2 separate regions of the Mus musculus genome follow, and region 1 is linked to region 2. Evidence: chromatin contacts called from ENCODE Hi-C or POLR2A ChIA-PET data. All regions are on one chromosome and are shown on one strand. Each heading gives the region's core, a stretch centred on a gene start or an enhancer-like site at or near the end of the contact. The rest is flanking DNA. Distances are from core to core; before and after follow the strand shown.

The links. A loop is a pair of places that touch in the nucleus more often than their neighbours do. ChIA-PET counts read pairs that join two places held with the same protein, here RNA polymerase II (POLR2A).
Region 1: a loop to region 2 is called in a map of gastrocnemius, with 5 times the contacts of the local background. The contact joins the promoter of Mcm6 here to the promoter of Zranb3 in region 2. A Hi-C loop is called at or near these places in 1 of 37 maps with a recorded cell type or tissue (gastrocnemius). POLR2A ChIA-PET finds 5 or more read pairs at or near these places in 1 of 5 experiments (embryonic stem cell).

The regions. Positions count from the first base shown.
Region 1 is chr1:128,357,682-128,363,844 of GRCm38, reverse strand. It overlaps Mcm6 (minichromosome maintenance complex component 6), which reads left to right and starts at 4,140. Exons shown (of 17, transcript NM_008567.2): 1 at 4,140-4,386. The coding sequence starts at 4,280. Dars (aspartyl-tRNA synthetase) reads left to right here. Exons shown (of 16, transcript NM_177445.5): 16 at 1-138.
Region 2 is chr1:128,097,841-128,104,604 of GRCm38, reverse strand. It overlaps Zranb3 (zinc finger, RAN-binding domain containing 3), which reads left to right and starts at 2,134. Exons shown (of 21, transcript NM_027678.3): 1 at 2,134-2,352. It overlaps R3hdm1 (R3H domain containing 1), which reads right to left and starts at 1,299. Exons shown (of 27, transcript NM_181750.2): 1 at 1,122-1,299. It also overlaps the pseudogene Gm29383.

The DNA of each region.
Region 1 (6,163 bases), core at 2,891-5,390, 260 kb before region 2:
TTTTAACATCTATAAAATTGGTATGTCTTAAAAGTTATTTCAAAAATCCTGTGAAGCATCTGAAACTGGCTAGAACCAGTAACACTGAGACATTGTTACCAGTCCTGAGGCTGAGATTCAATAAAAACTTACAGCTGATGATAGTGTTGTGTGACTTTATAGAAATCTGATTTTATAACTGGTTATTGATGAATGTATATTGGGAAAATAGAAAGTAAACTAACCTTATATTAATATTAGATGTGAAAAGTGCCGAGGGTACATGACAGCATGTGCCTGTGACCCCAGCACTAGGGTGTGAGCACAGGAGAGCTAACAGTTCAGGACTTCTGCTACGTGAGATCCTGCCTCAGAGGAAAAGTAAGCACATGGGAAAGTCTACAGGAACATGCACGACGTGTAAATATCTTAGTGTATGTTTGGCGCCCTTGAGAGAGATCCCTCCCAAGAAGCTCCACACGTTGGTTTATCATGGCCACTGCACACTGGGCACAGCTGACTCACAATAGCTAGGTGGTGGGGCTGTGCTGCTGTTTGGGGTGATGTGCTTCAGTAGTGCAGATCAAGGCAGGATGGCCAGGAGTGGAAGAGACCTCAGGCAGCTGTGAGTCTTAAGAGAACAGACTCTTGGAAGATAGCTTCAGTGAGACAAGTCGTTTAATGGGGATCGGAGGGGGTTGCAGACAACAGCTACTTAAACATTTGTGGGGTGGGTAGGGGCTTTCCAGGTGATTGTGCATCATTGGCCAAGGCCAGGATGCTGGGGATGCCTCATTTGTATAAGGAGTTCCAGGAGCTGCCAGAAAGTTTAACCTGGCTACTGGGCTACATGACCCCCTGGGGTGGGGATGAAAGAGTGAGGGCACAGAGTTATGTGGGCAAGACGCACAGACCTGGGGCAGGTGGGAAGTGATCCTACTCCTGCCAGTCTCGGGAAGATTTCCAGGGGTTGACATACCTCCATCCCACTCTTGCTCCAGGGGTGCTTCCTGGTCCACACTGTAGATCAACATGAGCTGAACTCACCATATCTGTGCTAGTCTCTAACTTGAGTGACTGTCTGCCAACAACAGGAGTTGATGGCTGTGGTCTACTGTAGCACCATCCCTAGAGACAAAACATCCATTTTGTAGAAGCTTAGTGATGCCAGGCACTAAGCACCAGGAGAGGAGTAGCACTGTACCTGAGCTCAGGTAGCCTTTAGACTAGATAGGCCATGGGCCTAGAGGAAATCAAATACTATTCTGTTAAAGGAACATAACAAATGACTCATAAGGACATCTGTCTATACCCATAGATCAGTGCCTTATTCAGCCAGCATCAGAGAAGCTTCCTCTTGCAGTGGGTGAAAACTAACGCAGACCCACAACTGGACAATGTGCAGAGAGTGAGATTGCCTTGATCAAGCCTCTCCCTTCAGGCTTCAGGAGGCTATGTGGAAGAGGCCAAAGGACTGTAAGGGCCAGAGAGGATGGATGACACCAAGGAAGCATTGTCTCTCAGATACAACAGGATCGATCGATGCACACTGGGATGCAGAATGTGACAGCATGCATAGGGCCTACATAGGTTCAAGCCAACAGAGACCCAGTGCTTGCAAGGGAAATTGACACAAGCTCCTATCCCCAACCTGGAAACTGTCTCCAATTGACATCCATTTACAAAGAAAAATTAGATTTTTGCATCTTTTGGCTTCTGAGGGAATCTTCAGGGGAGAGACTCTCAGGTTTGTTTTTGATTTCTTCAAGTTCTAGATCCGAAGTGTGTGGTGTCTATGGCAATAGGGTTTTACCTTCAAGGTCTAAGATAACTGTATTTTGGGGGGGCAGTCTTTCGGACTTCCTTGGCCAACAACTTGAAGAGAAGATTTTGCTGCCTAGGACTGGAGTTTGTATTAATCTGTATCTTTTGAAAGGGAGTGTTATCGCTGCAATTGGAATAACTTCAGGAAATGTATCTTCATATGTGTATATGCTATAACTTTTCAGTCACCCTTAATGCTCTAATCCTCCCTCTCTCCCGCTTTCTCTGTCTTGCCTTCCCTCTCCCAGAGTAAAAGCTCAACACCACAGGGGCTGTCTCCAGTTGTCTTCCCTTGCGTAGCATTTGTGATCTGTTATTCTCCTTTCTAGAGCGTGTTCTACAACTTTGCTGATTTCTGCTGTTATTTCTAACAATATACACACATCTAAGGATTCAGAACTAGTATCCACAAACCATCCAGTCTCTCTGGAGTTGGGTTATCTGACTCAGAAAAACAGTTTTCATTTATTTATTTATTTATTTATTTATTTATTTATTTATTTATTTATCTATTTAAGGCAGGGTCTCACTTTGTAGCACTAGCTAGCTGGTCTGGAGCTTTTAAGGAAAAAAAATGTAACAAAACACACACCACACACTCACACTATCAACTAAACCTGGGCATCTGGGCACACTTGTGAAGGGTTTTCTTGGTTGGATTCTGTGACGTGAGAAGATTTACCTTAAATCTGCATCTTTTGTAATCAGAAGACCCACACCCTAAAAGCCCCGGAGTGGTTTTTGGAAGGCAAGGGCAGCTGGATCTCTTGACTTCAAGGCCAGCCTGGTCTACAAATCAGGTTCCAGGAAGCCAGGATTACTACACATAGAAATACTGGCGCACGCCTTTAATCCCAGCACTCGGGAGGCAGAGGCAGGCAGATTTCTGAGTTCGAGGACAGCCAGGGCTACACAGAGAAACCCTGTCTCGAAAAAAACAAAAAAACAAAAAAAAAAAGAAAAAAAGAAAAAGAAAAGAAATACTCTCTCTAAAAATAAAAAGGCCCATCCAATATCTGGGCCACACCTGGTGACAGCATACCTAAAATGACACAGAAGGAAGCCTTTTGTGCGTTTGCCTGCCTGTCCTCACTCTCACTGGCAAGTCCATCTATCATCCTGCTGCTGAGGCAGCAATTAATGTATTAGAACCTGTTTCTTCAGGACTCCCAACATTTAATGAAAACCTGCTAAGACATCCAGCCTTGTGGGCTGAACCACCATCTGCTTGGCGTTTTTATTGGAAGACAGCCACTGTTGAGCTAGCCAGACAACAGCCTGTATGCTAAACTTAGTAAATCCTGTGTGTGTGTCTTTATCAGTTTTGTTTCTCTAGAAAGCCCCAGGATTCTCACTCAGTGAAGGCTACATTTGGAGTTGGCAAAGGAGGGAGGGATTTGAGGCTTCAAGTCTTCAACACCTTCAATTGCAGATCTCTATAGTATATTTCCTAATAGATTATAAAAGTATTAATTTTATATACTCTGCCTGGCATTAAATTTTTAACATCCAGTAAGCCTCGAAAAAGTGACTTATTTATTCTGGTCCAGGTTTACTGTGTCCTGGAAGCCCAGGATAAAAGTGCTGGTGGTGAAACAAGTTATCAGCACTAAGCTATCAAAGTCGAGGAGGGACTGGCAATGTGGATCATTTACTAGCAAGGTAGTCCTTGTTCTACACTCAGAAGGCTTTAGGTTCAGTCCCAGCACCACGTGAACCCAGAATTCAAGGCCAGCCTGGGCTATGTGAGACCCTCTCAGTTTAAAAAAGAAAAGAAAGTCAAATGGTATGCAGATTGTCAGAATATATCTATCTCTGTCTTTTTAAGTGTATGTGTATGCACATGTGTTCTTAGAAGTCAGAAGAGGGTATCAAAGTCGCTAAGCTGGAGTTAAAGGTGGTGACTGTCTCATGTAGCTGCTAAGAAACAAGCTTGGGTCCGCTGCGGAATGAGTTACTCTCTAAGCCTTTGCTCCTGTCCTCCACCTGACTTTTAAGGGGCTCTCTCCTGTAGTTTGGTTTGCTCATACCTTACTTCCTCCAGATGCACAATTCACAGTAGGTTTAACCCTGAGTGACCAAAAACAAAACAAAAAAACCCAAAAAAGTCTATACATAAACTCTGGGGGTAAAGGGAGAGAGGGAGGGGTTAGCTCCTCAAGCCAAAACAACCAGAGGGTGGGTGCGACTACATTGCGCATGGGCAAAAGCTTCATGGCGTATGCTTTTGGCGCGAAAAGTGCGTGCGGTGGGCGGGGCTCTGTACGGAACCGCCATTGATTGGACGGGTTTGGCGCGAAGTAGCTCAGCTCCTACCCTGTTATTGGCTGAGGTGAGAGGGCGGGGCTAGCCGGAGGCGCGCGCGAAGTGGCAGCGCGGAAGGAGCTACGCGTGGAACCTGCGGCCGGGCTATCTGCAGCTGCGGACTCTCCTCCGCGGTGGTCTTCCCTCAGCAGCGCGTACTCTCGGCGCCGCCATGGACCTCGCAGCGGCCGCGGAGCCCGGCGCCGGAAGCCAGCACCCGGAGGTGCGCGACGAGGTGGCCGAGAAATGCCAGAAGCTGTTCCTAGACTTCCTGGAAGAGTGAGTGGCCTCCGGGGGCTCGCGGGCCGGGCGGAGACCGGGGCCATGTGTGCTCCGGAAGGGATGGGCCCCGGCCCGGCGGGAATCCGAAGCCTCCTCGACTCCTTTCTTCACCGCAGCGCTCCCTTGTGTCATACTGTGCTGCTTTTTCATTACGTTTCTAAAACAGGGTTTCGAACTCGCTGTGTAGCCAAAGATGATTTTGAACTTGTAATCCTCCAGCCTCCGCTTAGCTTGTGCTGGAATGACAGATGTGCACCGCCATGACTAGTTGGGGCGATGCTGGGAATGAATCCCAGCAGGACTCACGTCGCAACCCAGTGAGGCCAGAGTTTGGTTTTTTGGGAGGTGGGGGGGGGGGGGGGGGGCGTTACCTCTTGAGTAGGGTTGGGCACACAGCCCAGAACCAGGAGCTTGCAATGCAAGCAAACCTGGGCCAGCTCGTTCTAACAGGAATCTATGGCTTGATGACTGTTCAGTGAAATGAGTTCTGCCCTATATAATGAAAGAATTGTTCTAGACATCTAGCTGCCTCCTTCCCATCCCTCCCTCCGCTTCTAGCACCTAGCAGCAACCACATACCAGTGTGCTCCTTACTCTTCCGCCTCCAATAGTAAACAATTCTTTTCTTTTTCTTTTTAAAGATTATGTCAGTATATAACAAAAACTTAAGAGTTTTGACCTTTTGGGAGTGTACAACAAGCATCTTGAGGTGCATTCAACTTGTACAATGATCCCTGTTTGAAACTCTTCCAACTCTACCTACTAAATAGTTAGAGCCTCTCTAACTCTCCTAGCCTCCTGACACCTGCCACACTTCTAACATTGAACTGGATCACTATAGGTGCCTCCGATAAGTGTGTGTGGCTAATTTTGCTAGACATGCAGCTTATTGTAATCAAGGGTTTGCCTTTTAAGGCAGAATAAAATGACATGGCACGCGTATACTGGTTACCACATATTGCTGATCTAGTCGTCCTTTTGGCTCTACAGCTATCTTTTGAAGTTCTGCTATACTTAAAACTGTAAGCAGGCCAGTGTTGGGCACAAGCCAGCGGTAGACGGATCCTATGAGTTCAAGGCCAGCCTGGTCTACAAAGTGAGTTCCAGGACAGAGCTCAGGGCTACATAGAAAGTCTGGTGCTGAAAAACAAAACAAACAAAAATAACCCTCTGGAATTTAAATTCTATGTTCCAACCTTTGTAATGTTTTTGGCAGTCGGTACAGCTGCTTGTCCTTCAAAACCCAAGTCTCCTTTTGATTAAAGTCTGTGTAAACCAGCAGTTCTCAACATGTAGATCAGGATCCCTTGGGGCACATACCAGATCCATATGCACAGTATGGTCCATAACAGCAAAATTAGTTATGAAGTAGCAATGAGATGGTTTTATGGTTGGGGTCATCACACATGAGGAACTGTATTAAAGGGTCTCAGCGTTAAGGTCGAGAACCACTACTTTAGACCATTCAGGCAACAAGCAGTAGCTACTTCTTTGCCTGTGATCCCAGCAGGCCTGCTATTTTCCAGATGCCAAGGGCCTTTTCTTGGTAGCTAAGAGCTGGAGCTAAGCATAAACAGGACTTAGTTTTTAAAATAATCAACTTCCATTCACAGAGCAGCTTTGCTTTTGCTTGCAGAAGAGTCTAAATATTTCTTTTTTGTTTGTTTTTATTTTGAGACAGGGTTTCTTTGTGTAGCCCCTTCAACTCAGACATGTGCTTAACTCTGCCTCCCAAGCACTGGGGCTAAAGGTGTGCACTGTCGCCACCCAGCTA
Region 2 (6,764 bases), core at 885-3,384:
AAGAGGTTTCTTTAGCTGGGCGATGGGGGGCCACACCTTTGATCCCAGCTCTTGGGAGGCAGAGACAGGTGGATTCTGTGAGCTCAAGGCCAGCCTGGTCTACATTGTGAGTACCAGGACAGCCAGGGCTACACAGAGAGACCCTGTCCAGGGAAAAAATCTAAAATAAAGGGGAGTATGGTATGAGATTCTTTAACGTGACCCAGCCAAACTATAACCTTAGGAGTGGGATATGTGTGTTTGTGTGTATTCATTCATGCTAGAAATTCTATTTTTACCTCTTCAGAAATGCACCTTATTATTTAGTAAGCAGCACTGCTTTGGAAGATACCTCTTCACCTCTAACTAGTTTAGGGGACTTGCTCTCTCAGGACCCAATTCACAGAAGTCACAACAGCCAAACCCAATTTTGTTTCTCCTTAAAAGCAACTTCAGACAACAGTGACAATCTCTGGTACATAACCACAAGAAGAAAAAAAAAAAAACTTCTAATATACAGGGATGGAAAGGGGGGAGGGGGATTTACATCATAACGTCCCCCGTAGGTTCGTCCATCAACGACCAAGGCTCTGACAGTCATTCAACTTTCTTGCTAATTTCCCCACTGTGTTTTTTCTAGCAGTACGGGCAGTACGGGCACGACGTGCTGTTTCCCTTTTGGTGTGTGTGACAATTCCCCGGAGCGGGGGTATCAGCCCCGGGCATCTGGTCCAGGCCCCGGAGAACAGTTCCGCGAACGGTCCCTGCTCCAGCCTGGCCTGACTATGTTGCTTTTCCCCTCCGTCCTCCCCGGATCTCCAGGGCTCGCAAGAGCAGCAGCTGCAGCAGGGACGCTCGGGAACCTGTCCCCAGCTCCCCCGCTAGGCCTCAAGGGGTTGGCGCTGCACATGGCCCCCAGCGAAGCGGCGGGCACCGCGCGGTGGAGGCGACTAGAGGGCTCGCCTCAGAACCCGACGGCCCCTGGCGGGCCGGAGGAGAGGGGAGGGACGCCGTCTCCTCAGCGCTTAGCTCCCCGGCTGCCTCACTCTCCCGCTCCGTTAGCGCTACCGGTTGGCGGGCGGGGGAGGGGAGCGAGCGCGTTATTCCCGGGGCGCCGCGGGGGAGGGGACAGCATCTCTTACCCGCGTTACTGAGAAGGAGCAGGAGGAGGTGGCGGGAGCGCGGCACAGCGGGGCGACGGCGGGGCCGGCTGGTTGCAAGGTAGAGTCTCACGGAAGGGAATTAACCCCATCACCAGCCCGGACACCGGCTCCAGCGGCAGCCGCGGCGGCAGAATCCCGCCCCTTCCCACCACGCACTGGCCCCGCCTCTCCGTCGCGTTGACGGAAAGCAGCCTACCTCATACGCTAGGTCAACATTAAGTGACATACAAATTATCCAATCAGCGTTTGAAAACCACTTTCGCTCCACCCCCATTATCACTGCGGGACAGCGGGAGAACGGGACTAAGTCTATCTCCACCCACAAAAGAAAAAGAACCAATCCCGGGCAAGTTGTCGTCCCTGAACGACGTAAGAGTCAACCAATGATAAAGCTAGGAGGACAGCCATTTTGCCCACTTGTGAAAGAGCCACCTTTCCCACGAGTAGAATCCTGAGGTGGGCGAGTTCCGGGCGATTTTAATCACTGGAGATGTGGTAGACAACTCTCTTTCTTCAGGGAATGATTATAGAGCTTTTTAAGGATGAAAGGACAATTTTGTCGTTCATGTGGGAAGATGAGAGGAAGGCTTTAAGGATGTGGCTCCGCCCCTTAGCGGTAACGGGTTCCAGGCTGAACACCTGGTTCCTCCAGTCTTAGTGGTGGAGGCAGGGCTTCTGAGCACTTTGGCTCCTGCGACTACAGTTCCCAAGATGCTTTGAGACCCTGTTTTCCTCATTTTGCTTCCGGTAGTGTTTCATGGGAATTGTAGTTCTTGAGAGGTTACGGTGTAACCTCCTTGTCTAGATGAGTAAGAGGAAATTTTTGAATAATTTGGAGTTGAGAATGAAGTCGCAAGGTTCTAGTCAGGTCTTTTCGCATCGCTAAAGGAAGGAGAATATAACAGGGTTGGGAATTTTCTCAACACATTACAATGTTTTAGAGTGCTGGTATTTGAACTCTTCCAAGTCTAGGTCATCCGTTTAACGTCACTTCCGCTTAGTTGAAGACGCTTGCAAAAAGTTTGGCGGGAGTTGAAGATTATGAAGCTAGTGCTGCATTTTGGCGGACTGTATAGGGCAAGAGATGGGAAATTGACTGCACTTTAATTGCGCTATAAGAAAATAGTGGGTAACAGTCGGGCGTGGTGGCTGATGCCTGTAACAGCTGGAAGCTGAAAGGTCGCCGCGAGTTCATAGCCTGGGCTACAGAGTGAGTTTTAAAACAGCTGGGACTACAGAATTCACCTTGTCTAAAATAACCCCCCCCCCCGCACTGCCCCCTCCCCCTAAAAAAACCCATCCAGAAATATGAAATGGCATGGGTGTAATTCTCGAGCCTGTAATGTAATTTTCTACTTTGCTACTTAGTCTTGCAGAGCCAGTGTTTATCAGATCTGTTCACTCTTGAGTTTGTAGAGGATGCTTTAATTTGCCTTTAGCTACTGTCTGTGAAGCAGCATAGGTTCATGTCCTGGAAGGTATTGGAAATTCTGAACTAATTCCTCCCATTTATACAAATAGTCCCCAGAAGTCAGAAGTTGCCTTTGAACAGGATCTTAAAAAAAAAAAAGTCTCCTCCATCATTTTTATGGAGACTTTGTCTTACTACTTTTCTCATAAATATTTATTGAGCACTTACACTAGTGGTAAATATACTAGGCTTAAAGGATTGAAGAGTGCACAGAAAGGTAAGTTTTGTTTAAAACGAGTTAGAAAGATTAAGCAAAATTTATGTTACTTGGTCTTTTTAATATCTCCAAATTTAGCATCTTCATAGTTATGTTTTGTGTGTTGATTTGGTTTCCTCTTTGCTTTCTACTTTTAGATTTAAAAACCATTCCTTTCTATTTTCATTATTTTTATTGAAGTATTAAGTCTGTGTCCAGAACTGTTAAGAGGTGTTTTATATACTATGTGGATGAGAGTCCTAACTAGTGCAATCCCAGAGACAGAAATATATCTGCAACTTCCAAGCAGACAAAACACTCTTACTTTTTTAAAGAAAATAAATGTTTTTGCTTTTCAATATAATACTTTCACGTGTGTGTGTGCAAGTGTGTGTGTGTGCTATATGAATATTAAACAGAAGGCATCATCCCCATCTAGGAGTTAGAGTTTCAAGTGATAACTTAGCATTGTCCATAAATGCTTAGTTGGGATTTTTTTCATAAGTCCTTCCAGAGTAGAAGTCAATATGTAGTAATAATGACAATCATATTACTGAATATTTAATCTGAGCCCCAAAAGGGCTAAGGGTGTTTAGTATGTCTTTTATTTTTTTGAGTGCTGGAGACAAACCGAGAGCCTTGCATTTGCTGGATAATGTGCTTTGTCACTGTGTTCCAGCCTCACTTTCAACTCTAAACCATTGCTTCTCAAATGTTTAGGAATCTCAAAAAGTTCAGCCTTCCCCTGCCACCGGGATGCTGGGATTAAAGGCTGTCACCACCATGCCTAGCAAAAAGGTGTTACTTTTTGTTCTGTTTTGTTTTTTTCTTAAAGGTTTATTTATTTTATGTGTCTGAGTGCGTGCATGTATGTGCACCATGTACATGCCTATAAGAAGTCATTGGATCTCCTGAAACAGAAGTTCCAAATGGTTGTGAGCCACCTTCTAGGTGCTACAAATCTAACCTGAGTCCTCCGCAAAAGCAGCAAGTGAACCACTGGCCCATTATTCTTGGCCCTCTGCAGAATGACCTGTTAGGTTTTTTTACAGTCCAGTCTTTATCCCCATCCTGTTCCGCCCCCTGACTGTTCCTCATCCTATAGTTCCCTCCACCCCCAATCTCCAAGAGGATGCCCCCACCCCACCAGACCTCCCTACTCCCTGGGGCCTCCAGTCTCTTGAGGGTTAGATGCATCTTCTCTCACTTAGTCCAGACCCTGCAGTCCTCTGCTGTGGATGTGTTGGGAATCCTCATATCAGCTGGTGCATGCTGCCTGGTTGGTGGCCCATTGTCTGAGAGATCTCGGGAGTCCAGGTTACTTGAGACTGCTGTTCCTCCAACAGGGTTGCCCTCCTCCTCAGCTCCTTCCAGCTTTTCCCTAATTCAACCACAGGGTCAGCAGCCTCTGTTCATTGGTTGGGTGGAAGTATCTGCATCTGACTCAGCTGCTTGTTGGGTCTTCGGAGGGCAGTCATGATCTGTCCCTTTTTGTGAGAACTCCATAGCCTCAGTAATGTGTCAGGTCTTGGGGCCTCCCCTTGAGCTGGATCCCACTTTAGGCCTGTAGCTGGACCTCTTTTTCCTCAGGCTGTTCTCCATTTTAGTCCAGGCAGTTTTTTCCAGATAGGAACAATTATGGGTCAGAGTATTTGACTGTGGGATGGCAACCCCATGCTTCCACTGGAGGTGGATTCTACAAGTTCCTCTCCCCACTGTAGGGCATTTCATCCAAGGTCCCTCCCTTTGAGTCCTGAGAGAGTCTCACCTCCTGGATCTCTGGTACATTCTAGAGGGTCCCCCTACCTCCAACTCCCAAGATTGCCTGTTTTGATTCTTTCTGCTGGCCCTCAGTCCTGTTCCTCCCCCACCTCCCAATTGTTCCCCTTTACAGAATGACCTGTAGTTGTGTGGATTGTATCCTGGGTACAGAGTGACCTGTTAGGATGGCATGCTACTGCTTTATTTAAAGCACAGTGGGTTAATTATGACAATATTACTGTCATTGTTTATGATGCCTGTATTCCATGATGTAGCTCAAATATAACCTATTTCTTGCTAATGGTTATTTACAGTTGCCAATCAGTAATATTTTTTTGTTACTGTAATGAAAGTATATAACAAAATCTACCATTTTAAGCATTAAGTGTGGACTTTACAGTGCATTAACCTTTTATACCTTGGTGTACAATACAGCTGTGAAAGGTCTTTCTTACATAGCAAAAAATTCTGTTTTCACTCTGCCTGACTCCTTGCAAGCACCATTCTGCTTTCTGTTTCCAAGAGCTTATCTTCTATCTCATGTAAAGGAACAGACTCCTGCAGCGTTTGACATTTTATAACTAGCTTATTTAACTTAATATCTCCAGAGTTCATTCATGTAGGCTGTGCAAGGATTTCCTTCTCAATGCTGAGTCCCTGGCACTTAAGTATCACATTTTATAAATGAATTCATCTGTTGGCAGGCATTTAGTTTGCTTTCCCTTCCTGGCTTTTGTGGCTAGTGCTGCAGGAGTACAGGAGGGCAGATCCTTTGTTTCTGAGTGTGTACAGACCCTGTGGACCGGAGTTTACCCTGGGGCAGTCAGTTCTCTTCTATCAGGTGGGACTGGAGAGCAGACTCAGGTCACTGGCCTTGGCTGCGGGAGCTTTTACCCTCTGACTTGTCGGCTACTTTTAGGTTCATCCGAAGAGTCTCTATGACTCCTAGATTATTCTCCAGGAGGAATATTTCCACGTTCTTTACAATAGCACTGTATGAGAGAACCCGTTTCCTGTGTGCGTGGTGTGCAGCTGTACTCCCTTGTGTGGGTGCATGTGGAAACCAGAATTTCACGTTGGGGTGTCTTCTTCCTTCTCTTCCCCACTATACTTTTTTGGTTTTTTTGAGACAGGGTTTCTCTGTGTAGCTCTGGCTGTCCTGGAACTCACTTTGGAGACCAGGCTGGCCTTGAACTCAGAAATCCGCCTGCCTCTGCCTCCAGAGTGCTGGGATTAAAGGCGTGGGCCACCACGCCGGGCCCACTATACTTTTTAAGACAGACTTTCACTGAACGGGAAGCTTCCCAATCAGTTAGACTGGCTAGCTTGGGAGCTGCCAGGACCCTATTGTCTTTGACCTCCCCACCCCAGTGCTTGGGTTACAGTTTAATTTTGTATGGGTTCTATGGAGGTCAGAATTCAGGTTCTCAGACTTGGATAACAAACACTTTACCCACTGAGCCTTGTCTTCAGCCACCTCCTTCCTCTTTCCTATCTCTTTACTCTATCCAGTCTGATTGTAAAGTGATGACTCATTACTTTGTATCTATATGTACCCCACCTGGCTGAAAATGTTTTATATGTATATTGCCCATTGATGTCTTGTAGCTTGTTGCTGTCTTAGCATCATAATATTTTTAAAGAAATACTTCAAACCCAGCATGGTTGTGTACGCCTTTAATTCCCAGCACTTGGGAGGCAGAGGCAAAAGGATCTCTCTGAGTTTGAGGCTAGCCTGCTCTACAGAACAAGTTCCAGTACAGCCAGGGCTACATAAAGAAACCCTGCCTCAAAAAAAACTGAAGGGAAAAAAGACAGACAGACTTCAATTTTTTCAGTTTGTCATATATTTTGGGAATCTTTACTCACATTTAAAATTTTATTTTTTAACTTTTTTTCCAAGAAATGAATTTGTAGTACTTTAGTGTTTAAATCTAAGTCTTTTCTTTTTTGTAGTATCTATCTGTGATGTCAAAAGTAGTTTCCCACTCTAGTATTCAAAAGCAAAATACCATATATTTTTTTTCATATTTAATAGTCACCTGTATTATTCTTTGGTATAAAGAAAAAAAATGGGATTATTTTGTAAATGCTAGGGATTTAACACCAGGATTCCTGCATTCTATCACTGAACTAGCTTTTGGTCTTGTTTTGTTTTTGTTTTTATATGAGCCTCAAGTTGCTCAGGATAGCC